Linked DNA regions of Homo sapiens: region 1 is linked to region 2. A link is an interaction called in ENCODE POLR2A ChIA-PET data of the cell type or tissue named here. Cell type or tissue: PC-9. All regions are shown on one strand. Links, peaks and the distances in the headings refer to the core of each region. The heading gives the core; the rest is flanking DNA.

Evidence for each region. ChIA-PET counts read pairs that join two places held together with the same protein. Peaks named below come from ENCODE experiments on the same cell type or tissue, not always from the same donor. Only the 100,000 strongest peaks of a DNase experiment are listed, where the experiment ranks them.
Region 1: POLR2A ChIA-PET joins it to region 2 with 38 read pairs; 3 of 35 experiments call an interaction of 5 or more read pairs at or near these places.

What each region holds. Positions count from the first base shown.
Region 1 is chr3:195,728,415-195,734,628 of GRCh38, reverse strand. MUC20 (mucin 20, cell surface associated) reads right to left here. Exons shown (of 4, transcript NM_001282506.2): 3 at 4,890-4,981; 4 at 1,078-1,479. The coding sequence ends at 1,411. Among named protein-coding and RNA genes, the nearest start is that of MUC20, 11 kb to the right of the region's middle. In PC-9, for the core only: no CTCF peak of the experiment used is centred there; no DNase peak of the experiment used is centred there.
Region 2 is chr3:195,816,702-195,827,708 of GRCh38, reverse strand. LOC124905352 (vegetative cell wall protein gp1-like) reads right to left here. Exons shown (of 3, transcript XM_047449429.1): 1 at 10,168-11,007; 2 at 9,980-10,079; 3 at 8,933-9,532. The coding sequence ends at 9,411. Among named protein-coding and RNA genes, the nearest start is that of MUC4, 10 kb to the right of the region's middle. RefSeq lists enhancers at 1,237-1,406, 1,307-1,466, 1,312-1,481, 3,363-4,050, 5,846-7,045 and 3 more. In PC-9, for the core only: no CTCF peak of the experiment used is centred there; DNase peaks (open chromatin) are centred at 4,268, 5,188 and 6,158; H3K4me3 peaks cover 3,612 bases; H3K27ac peaks cover 4,254 bases.

The DNA of each region.
Region 1 (6,214 bases), core at 1,215-6,214, 91 kb after region 2:
GCTGGGCACAGTGGCTCATGTCTGTAATCCCAGCACTTTGCGAGTCTGAGGCAGGAGGACTGCTTGAGCTCAGAAGATCGAGACCAACCTGCTCAACATGGTAAAGCCCCTTTTTTACAAAACAAAGTACAAAAATTAGCCAGCTGTGGTCCCAGCTCCTCAGGAGGCTGAGGTGGGAGGATCACTGGAGCTGGGAGGTGGAGGCTGCAGTGAGCCATGGTCGCACCACTGCACTGCAGTTTGGGTGAGAGTGAGACCCTGTCTCAATTTTAAAAAATAAATCGTTGTATCTAAGAGGTGGGATTATAGAAAAGTTTTTCTTTCTCCTCTTCCCACTTCTTACTTTGCTTGGTCTTTGGAATATTTCAAAATTTTGAAATCATAAACAAGTTTTACTTTTATTTTAAATTTATTTATTTATGAGACAGAGTCTTGCCCTTTTGCCCAGGCTGGGGTGCAGTGGTAGGATCTTGGGTCACTGCAACCTCTGCCTCCCGGGTTCAAGTGATTCTCCCGTCTCAGCCTCCTGGGTAGCTGGGATTACAGGCACCTGCCACCACACCCAGCTAATTTTCGTGTTTTTAGTAGAGACGGGGTTTCACCATGTTGGCCAGGCTAGTCTCAAACTCCTGACCTCGTGATCCACCGGCCTCGGCCTCCCAAAGTGCTGGGATTACAGGCGTGAGCCACTGAGCCTGGCCAAGTTTTACTTTTATAATAAAAAGTAAACCATATTAATTTTTTAAAAAAATAATAGCATGTAAGTTATAACATATAAGAGGAATAATTGAGGCTTGTGTCCAGAACTTGAAATTTAAATTTAGGTCAATTCCACATTCTCTGCGATCCCACTGCAGGCCAGACACTCTGCTAGTTCAGGGGATACTGAGATGAACAAAGGTGGTCCCTGCCCTGCTGCAGCGGGCTGTTCGACAGGCTCCAGGCCCGTCTCAGTAAATGCTATCATCAAAGTCCAAACCAAGACCTGGGGGAGTAGAAGGAGGAGGTAGCAGTGAGACTATACACAATCCCTGTACTATAAAAATGGCGAAAGCATGCAGATCAATAGACAGCCTCTGGGCCACACTGAGTGAATTTTAATGCAGGATGGAAGCACACAGATGGGTGATCAGGTCTCTCTTTACTGAAACACAGAACATGTGCCAAGGTGAGTCCAAGGACACCTCTGGGAACAGGTGAAGCCCCTCCCCACACATACACTCCGGTGGATGTGAGCGAGGGTCCTGTTGCCACATCTGGGGTCAGGGGCTTGGACATGCTGCCCTTCATGGGAACCTTCTGGGTACCTCTCAGCACAGTAACGCAGCTGCAGTCTGTCGGTGGGGGCCCAGGCTAGGGGCAGCACCCTCTTTTGGCATACGGGACATGCCTGGCTGCAGCTGATGTCCGTTAGCCTCTCCTGACACGCAGTAAGGAGACCTGGAAGTGAGGCGCGTGGGCGTGGAGTTCCCGGTGGAGCTGGAGAGCAAAAGAGCCAGCTGTCCTTTCAGCCCATCTGGCCCATGAGCTCGCCAGAGGCAGAGGACAGGAAGGGACACTGGGGCAGAGTGCATGCGGAGGACGGCAACCCTTCCTGGGCCTCCTACATGCTGGACACAGGCTGGTGCCTCACACACATTATGTCATCTAAACCTCACAGCAACCTTATAAAGCAGGTGTTAGGATCCTCATTTTATAAGGGATGAAAGTCGCATAGAATAACTTATCCAAGATCACACAGTTGGGAACTAGAATTCACACCCAGATCTAGCTGGTTCCTAAGCTCATTGTCTAATCCCCGAGCCCAAACTGTTGGGCTGTCCCCGGACGAGAACTGATGCCCAACCCCATGTGGCCTGGTGCCTGCGCCTCAGCTGCTTGACCTGCTCCTGATCTCGCGGTTTCTTTCCGATTCCTGAAATCATTTCTGGTTTGGGGGCTTAGACCTGAGATTCAAAACTGGCTTCCCGGCCGGGTGCGGTGGCTCACGCCAATAATCCCAGTGCTTTGGGAAGCAGAGGCAGGTGGGTCACCTGAGGTCAGGAGTTCGAGACCAGCCTGACCAACATGGAGAAACCCCATCTCTACTAAAAATACAAAAATTAGCCAGGAGTGGTAGTGTGCACCTGTAATCCCAGCTACTAGGGAGGTTGAGGCAGGAGAATTGCTTGAATCCGGGAGGTGGAGGTTGCAGTGAGCCGAGATCGTGCCATTGCACTCCAGCCTGGACGACAGAGCGAGAATCTGTCTCAAGAAAAATAAAAGAAAAGAAAAGAAAAAGAGAAAGAAAAAGAAAAAGAAAAAGAAAACTGGCTTCCCAGCCGGACGCAATGACTCAACGCCTGTAATCCCAGCACTTTGGGAGGCTGAGGTGGGTGGATCATGAGGTCAAGAGTTCAAGACTAGCCTGGCCAAGATGCTGAAACCTGAAACTCCATCTCTACTAAAAATACAAAAATTAGCCAGGTATGGTGGTGCGGGCCTGTAATCCCAGCTACTCAGAAGGTTGAGGCAGGAGAATGGCTTGAACCTGGGAGGCGGAGGTTGTGGTGAGCCAAGATCGCACCACTGCACTCCAGCTTGGATGACAGAGTGAGACTCAGTCTCAGAAAACAAAACAAAACAAAACAAAACAAAACAAAACAAAACAAAAGCAATTGGCTTCCCTCTCCCACAAGGATTCACACTCGCTACTTTGATTATCACATGCCGGGGGCATTTGTCACTTATTTGGCCATCGGGTGTCGAGCCCCCGTGCCATGTTTAGGGAACTCCTCACAGTGGGAGTCACGATTGGCCTCACTGCTGCTAAGAGAACTCCAAGGACACAGACATCCCTTCTTCCCGTCCCCTGGCACCTGGCTGTGGGCTCATGGGAGTACAAGGGCTAAGCTCAGCCTATCAAATGTTCCTACTCAGGACTTTGGCTCTGGAGCAAAAAGTCCAGTGAGACAAAAAGGCAGCGAGAACCTATGTGAATGTGTGTGCAGGCCACGTGATGCCCCTTGGCTGTGGCAGCATCCAATAGTGACTGACCAGCAAGAGGGACAGTGTCCCAGCCAGCCTGATCCCACTGTCTGGACCTCAGAGCTCCTGGGGGCCCTCCTGCCTATTTTCCAAGCCTGCTGTCCTGGCATTGCTTTGATTCTATGCACTCTGGGACGCTGCCAACAAATCCCCCTTTTACTTACGACAGACAGAGGTTTTCTTTCGCCTGCAACAAAGGATCCCACTCTCCACGGACATATCTTGCTTCCCTCTGCTAAGGGCAATCATTCCACCTGTCCAGCCTGGCTATGAACTCTACACCTGGCATAAGACCCCCAGCCAGCATCTCTGCCAGGTTTACCCTTGCAAGGGATGACAGGAAGCCTGAGCCACTTTTCAGCAGTGTGGCACCCATTGACTGTGAGAGGTGCTGAATGCAAGCTTCAGGTATTAGCAAGGGCACTGTCCCATTGACTGTGAGAGGTGCTGAATGCAAGCTTCAGGTATTAGCAAGGGCACTGTCAAAGAGGCAATCCACATTAGACTGTGCACTGGGCCTGTTTTCACGGTTACATCTGTGAGCAGAGCTTAGACACTTCCCATCATGCCCCATCTGCTACTTTGTACCACACATTAGGAGAACAACCCACCCCTCAGTGAGGCCAGGCCCGTGACATCTGCACTGAGCTGACCCAGTCTAACCTCCAACAAGCCACACCATCCCCATCCTCAAAACCCTGACCCCGGAACTTTACCATTGGAAGTTCTATCCAGTGGGTTTTAGGAGAATTTTCCCAACTTGTACAAATACATCCCAATCATGGTCCTCATCTAGAGTATACATCTCTGCGGTTTTTTCTGCCTAGCCTCCCTATTTTCTTGGGGCTCATCCTTCCTCTATGGGATCCTGACTGGGTTGTCAGTCATGGTGACCCTTGCAGGCCATGGAGACCTGCACTTCCCCAGATGACATGAAAATTTGGGGAGAGGGGGCCGGGTGCGGTGGCTCATGTCTGTAATCCCAGCACTTTGGGAGGCCAAGACGGGTGGATCACGAGGTCAGGAGATTGAGACTATTCTGGCTAACACGGTGAAACCCCGTCTCTACTAAAAAAAAAAACATAAAAATTAGTTGGGCGTGGTGGCGGGCGCCTGTAGTCCCAGCTACTTGGGAGGCTGAGGCAGGAGAATGGCGTGAACCCAGGAGGCGGAGCTTGCAGTGAGCTGAGATCGCACCACTGCACTCCAGCCTGGGCGACAGAGCGAGACTTCGTCTCAAAAAACAAAAAGAAAGAAAGAAAAAGAAAAAAGAAAAGAAAATGTGGGGAGATGGAAGTCCCTTGTGAATCTATGGCTAACAAGGCTGCCTTTTCATACACATGAAGAAAGACTCTGAAGAATGAAGGGAGTAAAGCTAAGACAGGGAAAGAAAGAGAAAGTCCCTGTGATGGCGCTGGAGCTGCTGGATCCAGCCGTACTGAAGCTGAAGAGACACTTGTAGGTTTCTCAGACCTTGCCTTTTTTTTTTTTTTTTTTTTTTTGCATAAACTGCCCTGACTTGGGTTTCTGCCACTTGCAACCAAGAGTCCGACCTACCCTCCCATCAGTATCACTGACCTTTGCCTCAGAGGCCAGAAGGCCAAGCTTCCAAGGACCAGAAGAAACTGGGGGCTCTAGGAGTCACATGTTTACATTGCAGAGAAGGAAATGAAGAACTCGGAGAAGGCAGGCAGAAGCAAAGCCAGGCAGAGATCCTCAGATTCAGCTCCCAATTCTCCGTAAGAAACGAGACTCCCTTCCAAGCGCGGTAGCTGCTCTTCTGTGTCCTGCGGGTCTTCCCTGCAGCCCCTGCGAACCTCGCCCCTTCCTCTACTCCCCTGGCCCGGAAAGTGCCCACTCACCTGCTGCATCAGCCTTTCTGCCACTCTGGGGTCAGTGAGGTCTTCCGGGGAAGCCACACTCAGCCGCAGGAGGAGGAAACCTCCATTTTCACCTGCAAATGGAGAACAGTAAGATGAAAATCAGGGCTGGGCGCAGTGGCTCACACCTGTCATCCCAGCACTTTGGGAGGCAGAGGCAGGTGGATCACCTGAGATCGGGAGTTTGAGACCAGCCTGACCAACATGGAGAAATCCCGTCTTTACTAAAAACACAAAATGAGCCGGGCATGGTGGTGCGTGCCTGTAATCCCAGCTACTCAGGAGGCTGAGGCAGGAGAATCGCCTGAACCTGGGAGGCGGAGGTTGTGGTGATCTGAGATCGCAGCACTACACTCCAACCTGGGCAACAAGAGCGAAACTGTCTCAAAAAAAAAAAAAAAAAAAAAGAGGAGGATGAAATAGTCACATATATTTGCTTCCGTATGTACATTTCATGTGCAGAAAATTACACACAAGAGACAATCTCACGGGTTACATGTGTGGAGAGAACTGGGTGGGGGCACAGCCAGGGGAGAAAGGCATTTTATGGTGAACCTTTTCGTACCTTTCCATTTCAAATCATATGAATGTCTTATCTAATCAACAAATAATAAAGTATTTTTCTTTCCAGGGAAAAGAAGGAGCGATCAGACTGTCACTGTGTCTCTGTAGAAAGGAAAGACATGAGACTCCATTTTGAAAAAGACCTGTACTTTAAACAAGCTTTGCTGAGATGTTGTTAATTTGTAACTTTGCCCCAACCTTGAGCTCATAAAAACATGTGTTGTATAAAATCAAGGTTTAAGGGATCTAGGGCTGTGCAGGACGTGCCTTGTTAACAAAATGTTTACAAGCAGTATACTTGGTAGAAGTCATCGCCATTCTCTAGTCTCAATAAACCAGGGGCACAATGCACTGTGGAAAGCCGCAGGGACCTCTGCCCTTGAAAGCAGGTTATTGTCCAAGCTTTCTCCCCATGTATAGTCTGAAATATGGCCTTGTGGGATGACAAAGACCTGACCGTCCCCCAGGCTGACACCCGTAAAGGGTCTGTGCTGAGGTGGATTAGTAAAAGAGGATCTCCTCTTGCAGTTGAGATAGAGGAAGGCCACTGTCTCCTGCCTGCCCCTGGGAACTGAATGTCTCAGTATAAAACCCGATTGTACATTTGTTCAATTCTGAGACAGGAGAAAAACCACCCTGTGGCGGGAGGTGAGACATGTTTGCAGCAATGCTGCTTTATTATTCTTTACTCTGCTGAGATGTTTGGGTGGAGAGAAACATAAATCTGGCCTACGTGCACATCC
Region 2 (11,007 bases), core at 3,457-8,456:
TCAATTCATCCACCTGCCTTGGCTCCCAAAATACTGGGATTACAGGCATGAGCTGCCACTCCTGGCCTTCCACAAGATCATTTTAAAGAATATTTTGTATTCCATTGCACTAATGCATTATAATCACCAAACTCCAGTCGTAAGCCAGCAGGTAGTTTCCAAGTGCTGCCATGCGCAAACATTTTTGTATACTTGGCTGGCTATTCCCTTTGAGTGAATTCCTAGAAGTAAATTTGAAGGAGTAGATGTAGAATCTTCAGACTTTCACCGCGTCAGGCCGGGCACGGTGGCTCACGCCTGTAATCCCAGCATTGTGGGAGGCCAATGCCGGTGGATCACTTGAGGTCAGGAGTTTCAGACCAGACCAGACGGTGAAACCCCATCTCTACCAGAAATACAAAAATTAGGCTGGGCACAGTGACTCACGCTGTAATCCCAGCATTTTGGGAGGCCGAGGTGGGAGGATCATGAGGTCAAGAGATTGAGACCATCCTGGCCAACATGGTGAAACCCCGTCTCTACTGAAAATACAAAAATTGGCCTGGCGTGGTGGCACAGGCCTGTACTCCCAGCTACTCAGAAGGCTGAGGCAGGAGAATCCCTTGAACCCGGGAGGCAGAAGTTGCAGTGAGCCTTGAGATCAGGAGTTCAAGACCATCCTGGCCAACGTGGTGAAACCCCGTCTCTACAAAAAATACAAAAAATTAGCTGGGGGTGGTGGCACACGCCTGTAATCCCAGCTACTCAGGAGGCTGAGGCAGGAGAATCGCTTGAACCTGGGAGGTGGAGGTTGCAGTGAGCTGAGATCACACCACTGCACTCCAGCCTCAGTGACAAGAGTGAGACTCCGTCTCAAAAAAACAAAAAGAATTAACTCCCATATATGAGGAAGAACACTTTTTAGGCTGCTGTCAATGAACAAAAGCAAAAACAGGATTTTAAAAAGAGGGAAGGAGAAAAAGAGTAGTATGGGAAGAGTGATTTTTGTTTTTACATTTTTTTAGCCAATAGATAGGCGGGTGGCTGGGCAAGGGCCCCACTAGGCCGTCTGCCCCTGAGCTGGCTGGCGGGGGCTGCGGGAGGCCGCCCTTTCCTTCTGGATTCTCTGGGAAGCCAGGAGAGTTCAGCCGTGCCGTATGCGACTGGGGGGCTCTGTGTGAGGTCTCTCAGGGCCCCTTTCCTTGGCCACAGCCCCTTGTTGAGGGGAGTCCTCAGCACTCCCTCCTCAGAATGGCTCCCAGTAACTACCTCCTGGGGTTGGGACCGAACAGTATCCGTGCCAACACCTAGAAACATCGGAACATCGCAGTCACTTCTGCCATAACTCTTGTTTCAGAAACGCTAATTTGTTCCAACATGATTGACATAGTAGGGTACAATCTGAGGTAAGTGTGATTTTTTCAGTTATTTATGAGCGGTCTCATTTCGGGCCCTGTGCTGGCCACGGAGACGTGGGGGACGGGGCTAGACGGCACCCGCGGTGAAACCTAAGGCAGCGGAAAAGCCAGCACCCTGCGCCCGTTGGCCTGGGCTTCCTCTGGGTCTCGGATGTCGGAGACAATTTTTCACTGGTTCCCCACGTTTCTGCAAGTCTCAGGAGCAGATGCGCCGACGGCCTTTTGCTCTGGACTCTCGTCAAGGACGTGTATATAGTGAAAGTCTCGGCGCGCAGGGACAGCGTCTCCCTCTGGGGCAGAAGCGAGATTTGCTCGCTGTCCAGTGTAACAAAGACGACGTCCACCCCCGGGAAAGGTTGGGCAGGTTTGCTTCGCAGCCCCTCATGACAGTCCGGCGTTTCCTAAGCACGGGGATCCCCGGCGGTGAGGCAAACCCAGCTGTGCCACAGAATCCACCTGGGCCTCTGCGTAGCCCCCGTGGGGTTTGGGGAGCAAAGGAAACGGGAGTGAAGAGGAAGCTCGTTCACACTGAGCAACGTGCCGTGCCGTGAGTGACAGAGTCCTCTGCCCTGGGCCAGGGTCTCTGGTCTTCTGCCAGCGTCCTTCAACCATGGCAGGCTCGCCCGTGAGCTTGCAGGCCGGTGAAAGCTCAGGCCTTCCCAGATCTTCATACGAGGAGGTCTTCTCAGCTCAGTAAGTGGACTGTGAAACGATGGTGTTCGGCCTGGCCCAGGAGGGAGCTGCAGGGGAGGCGAGGCTGGGGCACTGGCACCCGTACTGGCACTGGCACCCGTAGGTCTGTCTGGGGAAAAACCCGGGGCAGGAGGGCAGGAGAGGAAGCGAAGGTTTGCCTGGGTTGGAAACAGCCCCAACAACTCCCTGGCCAAGAGCCGCCTCTTCCCTGAAGAAGGAAGCCTTGGGGGCAGTCCCTGGGGCAACATGAGGAGCGGCCTCCTCCGGGCAAGCATGCGGGCCTTCAGGGGACCTTGGCAGGGCTTCCTGAGGGGCAGGAAGGCGACCGCGAGGCCGAGGCAGGTAGGCAGGGCCTGACCCCGAGGGGAATCTCTGGGGCCAGAGGGAAGCTGGAAGTGTCTGGCCAGGGGCCAAGGGGGCTCCTGCGGAAGCCCCCGGACAAGGACTTTCCCGTTCTGGCTCCCGCTCACCTCTCTCATTCCCCATGAACTCCAGGACCCCCATTTCAAGTAGAAAACAGCCGTCCCGAGAAAATCCCCAAACACGAGAGCCCTCTGCACAGCCCCTCGGCACTTCCCACCCAGCACGCGAGCTGGGGGATGCTGCTCCCAAGCCGCAGGCTCTTCCGTAAGCTCTTCTGGAAACTTTCCTCCTCCCCGAGGCAGCCCCAGCGGCACTTGGACTCCAGCAGTGCCCAAAACCACACAGGGCACCTGGACTCCAGCAGTGCCCAAAACCACACAGGGCACCTGGACTCCAGCAGTGTCCAAAACCACACAGGGCACCTGGACTCCAGCAGTGCCCAAAACCACACAGGGCACCTGGACTCCAGCAGTGCCCAAAACCACACAGGGCACCTGGACTCCAGCAGTGCCCAAAACCACACAGGGCACCTGGACTCCAGCAGTGCCCAAAACCACACAGGGCACCTGGACTCCAGCAGTGCCCAAAACCACACAGGGCACCTGGACTCCAGCAGTGCCCAAAACCACACAGGGCACCTGGACTCCAGCAGTGCCCAAAACCACACAGGGCACCTGGACTCCAGCAGTGCCCAAAACCACACAGGGCACCTGGACTCCAGCAGTGCCCAAAACCACACAGGGCACCTGGACTCCAGCAGTGCCCAAAACCACACAGGGCACCTGGACTCCAGCAGTGCCCAAAACCACACAGGGCACCTGGACTCCAGCAGTGCCCAAAACCACACAGGGCACCTGGACTCCAGCAGTGCCCAAAACCACACAGGGCACCTGGACTCCAGCAGTGTCCAAAACCACACAGTCCCGGGATTTTGATGAGTCAGCACCAACACGTGTCCCAGTGCTCACAGAACTACGCAGGTTGGCGGTTGCACAAGCGCCAAAGGGGCCCTGGCTTCACGGCTTCATTTATTCTTGTTACTACTCCCTGCATGGCTTGGCCTGGGCTGCGTCCACGGCTGCGAGGCTCCTGTCCGCCTCATGGAGGCAGGTGAGGCCAGCGCCACCCAGGCCCTGCTTTTCTGCTTTCTCCACTTGTCTGTGGCCCTCCTGGGCAGAGGAGACCGTAGTCTCAGCATGGGCCTGATGAGGCACAGCTGGGGGCTTCTGGAGCTGCCATCTACCCAGGACAACCGTCTTCCCGTGTCCCTGGGGGCTCTGTGCTCTCCATGGCTCCTTAGTTCAAGGTCTGATCCGCACGCCTGGATCCAACCTCTACATTTGTTCAGCGCTCCCCTCCTGCCCTCCCCACCTCTTCCTGGCCTTCCTACCCTCTGTAGGCATCTGATGAAAGACCATACTTCAGGTCCTGAGAAGGATAAAGTAAGTTATTGGTTTTTAAATGCATAGATCACTTACACAGAAACACAGACTCACGGATAAAAACACCTGAGTTTTAGTTTTGCCTCTTGCTTCTGCAGAGGGCTGGTGGGGAAAGAAGGAGAGGCTCTAATCAAAGAGCAAGAATTTGGGTTTTTTCCTAATACTTTATGCAAAGTACAGTGATCTTGACTCTGACGGCACAGGGGCTGGAGGTGGGGCGTCTTTCCCACACCAGGTTCCTCTGAGAGCCGGGCTTGTGGCTGAATGCCAACATCAAGTTTCTTTGGAGAGCCGCACTCAGGCCCCTGCGCTGGTAGGGTCAGTTGGGTGAGGGCCTGCCTCTTGGCAGAGGGGCCAGAATAACGGAGGGTAGGTGGCCTAATTGTCATCACGTGACCAGGGCTTTGGGGATTGGCTGCTCCTGCGTGTTAAAGGGTGTGACACATTCAAAGACTCTCCAGGCAATAACGGCTTATGAATGTTTTTAAAGCAGTTTTTTTTTTTTAAGTGAATCTTGGCCAGGCGTGGTGGCTCATGCCTGTAATCCCAGCATTTTGGGAGGCCGAGGCGGGTGGATCACTTGAGGTCAGGGGCTTGAGACCAGCCTGGCCAGCATGGTGAAACCCCGTTTCTACTAAAAATACAAAAATTACCTGGGCGTGGTGGCGCACGCCTGTAATCCCAGCTACTCAGGAGGGTGAGGCAGGAGAATCGCTTGAATCCGGGAGGCAGAGAGATCATGCACTCCAGCCTGGGCAACAGAGTGAGACTCTGTCTCAAAAAAAAAAAAAAAAAAAAAAAAGACCAGCCTGGGCAACAAAGTAAGACCCTATCTCTATAAAAAATAAAGTAAGTTTTTTAAAAAGCAGATCTCACATGTAGATGAAGCTAATATAATAGTAACTGTGTTGTATGTAATAAATGCTATGATATAACATCACAATATATTGATTATTAGGTAATATGTATCAATTATTATAATGTAGATATTGGAGCTGACATTTAACTCCTCTCACACTGACAGATTACATCTGGGGTCTGCAGGCTTTAACAACTTGGAAAGTTGGTCTAGTGTCAGAATTTTAAGAAGCCCTCCAATCCCAGACCCCCGTCTTCTTTGCCCTTGTGTGTTATGCTCGGCAGTAGGCTGATGCGACCTCATTGCTTCTGCTTCTCAAAACTGCATTCTCACAGACTTCTCTCCCCATCTCGAAATCACAGGGCTTGAAGAAGTTACCAACTTGCCAACTGCTGCATGAAACACCTTTTACCCGCATGTGAGAATCACCTTTACCCGCATATGAGAAACACCTTCACCTGCATATCAGAAACACCTTTACCCACATATGAGAAACACCTTTACCTGCATGAGAAACACTTTACCCGCATACGAGAAACACCTTTACCCGCATACGAGAAACACCTTTACCCGCATACGAGAAACACCTTTACCCGCATACGAGAAACACCTTTACCTGCATACGAGCAACACCTTTACCCGCATATAAGAAACACCAGCTCACCTGGCCCAGCCACTTTGTGAGGACCCCTGAGACGACAATAGTCTCCTGAGCCCTGTGGCCAGATCCACCCCCTCACCATTCCAGAATGATTCCCTCAGCCAGAATCAGGCATTGCCACCACATCATGTCTATGACCTGGCCCTCCACCCAGAACAACCCCAGACTCTCCTTCCAAATAGTTTGTTTCTCTTTCCATGCCCACATCTGGGGGGCGGTGGCGTGGGGACGCTAACATTTGCTGAGAATCTACGACGTACTAAGCTAATAGGAATTACGTCTACTCTCCCCACTGTGCAGACATGGAGACTGAGGCTCAGCTAGGAAGTGGCTTGCCCACAGTGACTCCAAAGCTCCTGCTCTTTCCCCCAGCACCCACTCTGCCTCCTACAGCTCAACAGTAGCCCCTCTCTCACCCTGCTCCTCCAGCACGAAACCAGGAGTGCCAGGCTAGATGTTGCCCGAAGGCTCGCCCCCTGGGCCTCGCCAGGTCCCGGCAGCTTATGCTGTCCCTGGCACCTTGGGGCCAAAGCCGTCTCCGGACCCTGGAAGCTGAGCTTTCATTTCAGTGACAATGTCCATGCAGGCTTATGACGCATCACCCTCTTGCCCCCTCCTCCAGCTCCAGGAAGTGTGAGTGGGAACTGGGGCCGAGGAGTGAGAACACTCCAGGTGCACCCGAGGAAGCAGTTTCAAGGGGTGTGGCTTGGTGAGAAGTCCCTTTTTCCTCTAAAGGGAGAGTCTGGCATGTGTAGGCTAAAGAGAGTGTCTAGGTCGGGCTCCTGCTCACCTGGAGGGAATGCGGGGGTCACAGGCGGGTGAAGAGCAGGCGGACACACCTTTCTGTGCAATGCTTGAGGTTGAGGTGGGGTACGTTTATTTTTAGATATACTGTCCTGTCTCTCTCCCCTCTCCCACCCTTACCCCTTACCTTCTTCTCTGGTTACAGAAGGAAACAAGGGAATGTGATACCTTCCAGTCAATAGCAGGTCAACCTTTGAGAGAGCAGGGCTGAAACCACTGAGGCAGGTGTGGCCACTGCTGCCTGGGCCCTGCTTTTCTGCCCTCCTGGGCAGGGGAGGGGGTGGTCTCAGCACGGGCCTGATGAGCTACAGCTGAGGGCTCCTGGGGCTGCCATCTGCCTGGCCTCATGATCCAAGAAGTTAGATCGAGGAATAGTCAAGCTGGTCCCTTGGTCATGCCGCCTGGCTCCTGACTCAGTGGTGACAAGAGCCGAGATTTGGGGGATTTCCAGAGCCAGCCCAGGGTGATGTGGGCACACCTGCTGGTCTTCCCAAATAGGTCATCATTCGGCAAGAATCATCTATTGTCATGACCCATACACCTACCCTGCCCCAAATTTTCTTCAAGGAGGTTGTACTGGGGTGAGTACGTGTCCCCCAAAATTCATGTCACTCAGAATGTGACCTTATTTGGAAATAGGGTCTTTGCAGAGGTTATTAGTTAAGTTAAACTGAGGTCATGCCGAATTGAGGCAGAGCCTAATCCAGTGACTGGTGTCCTTATGAGAAGAGGAAACAGAGACACACGCACAGGGGAGAAGATGGCCACACAACACGATGGAGGCAGAGGCTGGAGGGACACGGCTGCCAGCCCGGGAATGCGGAGAATGGCCAGCCACCCCTGGAAACCAGGAGAGAGGCCAGGAGGGCTCCACCCCAGAACCTCCGGAGGGAGTGTGGTTCTGCCCACGCCTTGATTTTGGACTTCTGGGTTCCAAACTGTGAAAGAATAAATTCCTGTTTGTTTGAAGCCACCGAGTTTGTGAGCACTAAGGCAGAGGCCTTCCTGGATGGCCCTCACTGAGGCTTGTCTGTTGCCTGGCACACAGTCATGCCCAGGGCCACAGACCCTGTTGCTAAATGATCCTCTCTCCATGTTTAGATTCCACTAGCTCGTGACCCCGTGAGGGCACATAGGGCCACGTGGTAATGTGTCCGTCGCATTGTCAGGCTGCTCCTCTGCCTGCATTCTGCCTCCCCTGCACACCGGGGAGCAGAGCTCACCAGACCCCTCTTCTGTCCCCTGGCCAGCTTCAGCTGGTGCCTCCTCTCCCCAGGGAGCAAGGGGAACAAGGAACAAGTCTCACTTTCCAGCCTGATGGGCTAATCTCACTGCCTTCTTTCTCTGTTCAAATTTTGTCTGGATCACTTTCTTCAGGACAGTCGCTGGGCTAAGCATAGTGTCCAGTATCAAAATGAGAAGCCTGGCAGTTGGTCCTGGATCATAGCTGGGAGCTCACCCAGGAAAGAGCTGGGATGGGAAGGGGTTCTCCACCTTTTCCCCACCCACCTGCAGAGTCTTTAATCCACCCATCATTTTTAGGCTTCCGGAGTAATTATTCTATTTATTTTATTTTATTATTTCAAGACGGAGTTTCGCTCTTGTTGCCCAGGCTGGAGTGCAGTGGTGTGATCTCAGCTCACTGCAACCTCCGCCTCCCAGGTTCAAGTGATTCTCCTCCCTCAGCCTCCCAGGTAGCTGGGACTACAGGTGCACACCACCAACATTTCTACTAAGTTTGTATTTTTAGTAGAGATGGGGTTTCTCCATGTTTGTCAGGCTGGTCTTGAACTCCCGACCTCAGGTGATCTGCCCGCCTCGGCCTCCCAAAGTGCTGGGATTACAGGCGTGAGCCACAGCGCCCGGCCCCATTGTCAGCTCTGCTTCCGCCATTAGACCATCAACATTAAAAGGGTTAATTGATCACAAGTGTCCAAAAAAGTGCCGACATCCTGGACAGAGCAAGCTCATGTTTATGGACTTCTGACTGTAGAAGGAGGGTCAGAGCCGCCGATCAGAACACACCAGCTCTGCTTCCAGGTTCAGGAAATGATCCTGAACACAGAAGGCACTTTGGGTACAAAGCCTCTGATCCGGGCATTACCTGTAACAGGGACGCCGTGAATAACCCAGTGTCCAAGTTAGTTCAGTTATGGTGGCAGCCAATGCAGTATCACGTGGCCTTCAGAAATGTGTGAATGGAGTTTTATAATAATTGGGGAGACTTTTAGGTTTAAAGCTAGGTCATGGCCCGGCGCAGTGGCTCACGCCTGTAATCCCAGCACTTTGGGAGGCTGAGGCGGGCGGATCACAAGGTCAGGAGTTTGGGACCAGCCTGACCAACATGGTGAAACCCCGTCTCTACTGAAAATACAAAAATTAGCCAGGCATGGGGGCACGAGCCTATAATCCCAGCTACTCGGGAGGCTGAGGCAGGAGAATGGCGTGAACCCAGGAGGCGGAGGTTGCAGTGAGCCAAGATCGCACCACTGCACTCCAGCCTGGGTGACAGAGCGAGACTCTGTCTCAAAATAAATAAATAAATAATAAAAATGAATAAATAAATAAATAAATAAAGTTAGGTGGTAAAGAGGAGATCAAACTATATCTAGGATATGATAGATTTAAACTATGGATATGAGCTATGTATGAGAAACAAGCCAGAAATCTCTCAACGCGTTAATAGGGTTGTTCCTGGGTGGTGAAACATTGATGATGTTTTTCTTCTCTCTACTTTTAAATATTTTCATATCTCTGTGGACAGTGTGCATTACTTTATAATGAAAAAAGAAACCCAGTAAACTTCATTTTAAAAGATGGCTTTCGGCCCGGGTTGGGCTTTCTGTCAGAACCCCGCGTTGGAGAGCTTTGTGGGCCCACCCTCATTCAGTCCCCATGGTGGCCGCATGTACGTGTCCCCTGTGGCAGACGTTCCGCCTGGGAGCAGCGGTCTAACTGGGAGCCAGGAGTGTGCAAAGACAACCGAACAGACGTGGACGCTCGGCAGCAAGACAGAGAGGGCGCTGGAAACCCGGGCTCCGGGACACACCCTGCCGCTCACCGGCTGCGCCAACAAGGACCTCCCTTCTCTCTGGGCCCACACCTCCTCCACGGTAGAATGAGGGCTTCGGATGACATGGTCACCAGGGTCTCTTCCAGTTTTAAAATTATGTTAAGATCCTCTTATTCTTTCAAGCTTTACAAAGGGAAGCCCCACAAAAGGACACAGGTGGCAAATCCGGGGACCTGGATGCTGGGTCACCGACTTCATGTTCTTGCTGACTTCCTGGCCTCGGTTTTCTTCTCCTTAAGGCTGGGTGAATGGAATGAGTTTAGATCCCTGGACCTCCAGGCCCTCCTGTGCCCCGGGGTGGCCCTGCTTCACAGGGATGCCCGTAAGAAGACGTTGCATGCGTAAAAATCATGCCCTGCTCCACCACAGAGGTGAGATGAGACAGGAAATGAGCTAATTGGCGTGAGAATGCTTGGCACTTTTAGGGAAAGGAGAAACCGAATCCCAAGAGAATGACAGTGGCCTTTGTGTGACCCTAGTACCAGGGCCCCTGCTTTCGCCATGGCCTCAGATAGAGGCCACATACAGCAGGTGCTGGGCCCCCAGCCCACCCACCTCCCTGCTTTCACCATGGCCTCGGATAGAGACCACATACAGCAGGTGCCGGGGCCTCCAGCCCGCCCGCCTCCCTGCTGAACCATGGAATAAGGAGCTGCAGAGGAGGAAAGATTTTGGAGTCGTGCTGACCTGGGTCTGAATCCCAGCTCGGAGGGCCTGCTGCCACATCTGTACGTGGGCATCCTCTTTTACGTGAGTGTCTCGGGTCGGGTCCTCCCAGAAGCAAATGCTGAGTTGGTGGAAGGAATGTGAAGGCTATAGGGGAGTGGCACCTGCTTAAGGAGAAGGAGGCCGGGCTGGGCAGGAGGATGTGGCACCTGGTAAGGAGAAGGAGGCCGGGCCGGGCAGGAGGATGTGGCACCTGTGTAAGGAGAACGAGGCCGGGCCGGGCAGGAGGATGTGGCACCTGGTAAGAAGAAGGAGGCTGGGCCGGGCAGGAGGATGTGGCACCTGGTAAGGAGAAGGAGGCCGGGCTGGGCAGGAGGATGTGGCACCTTGTAAGGAGAAGGAGGCCGGGCCGGGCAGGAGGAAGTGGCATCTGTGTAAGGAGAAGGAGGCCAGGCCGGGCAGGAGGATGTGGCACCTGCGTAAGGAGAAGGAGGCCGGGCTGGGCAGGAGGATGTGGCACCTGGTAAGGAGAAGGAGGCCGGGCTGGGCAGGAGGATGTGGTACCTGGTAAGGAGAAGGAGGCCGGGCAGGAGGATGTGGCACCTGCATAAGGAGAAGGAGGCCGGGCCGGGCAGGAGGATGTGGCACCTGGTAAGGAGAAGGAGGCCGGGCAGGAGGATGTGGCACCCGGTAAGGAGAAGGAGGCCGGGCCGGGCAGAAGGATGTGGCACCTGGTAAGGAGAAGGAGGCCGGGCCGGGCAGGAGGATGTGGCATCTGTGTAAGGAGAAGGAGGCCGGGCCGGGCAGGAGGATGTGGCACCTGCGTAAGGAGAAGGAGGCCGGGCTGGGCAGGAGGATGTGGCACCTGGTAAGGAGAAGGAGGCCGGGCTGGGCAGGAGGATGTGGCACCTGGTAAGGAGAAGGAGGCCGGGCAGGAGGATGTGGCACCTGCGTAAGGAGAAGGAGGCCGGGCCGGGCAGGAGGATGTGGCACCTGGTAAGGAGAAGGGCGGAGGCCAGGCTGAGCAGGAGGATGTGGCACCTGGTAAG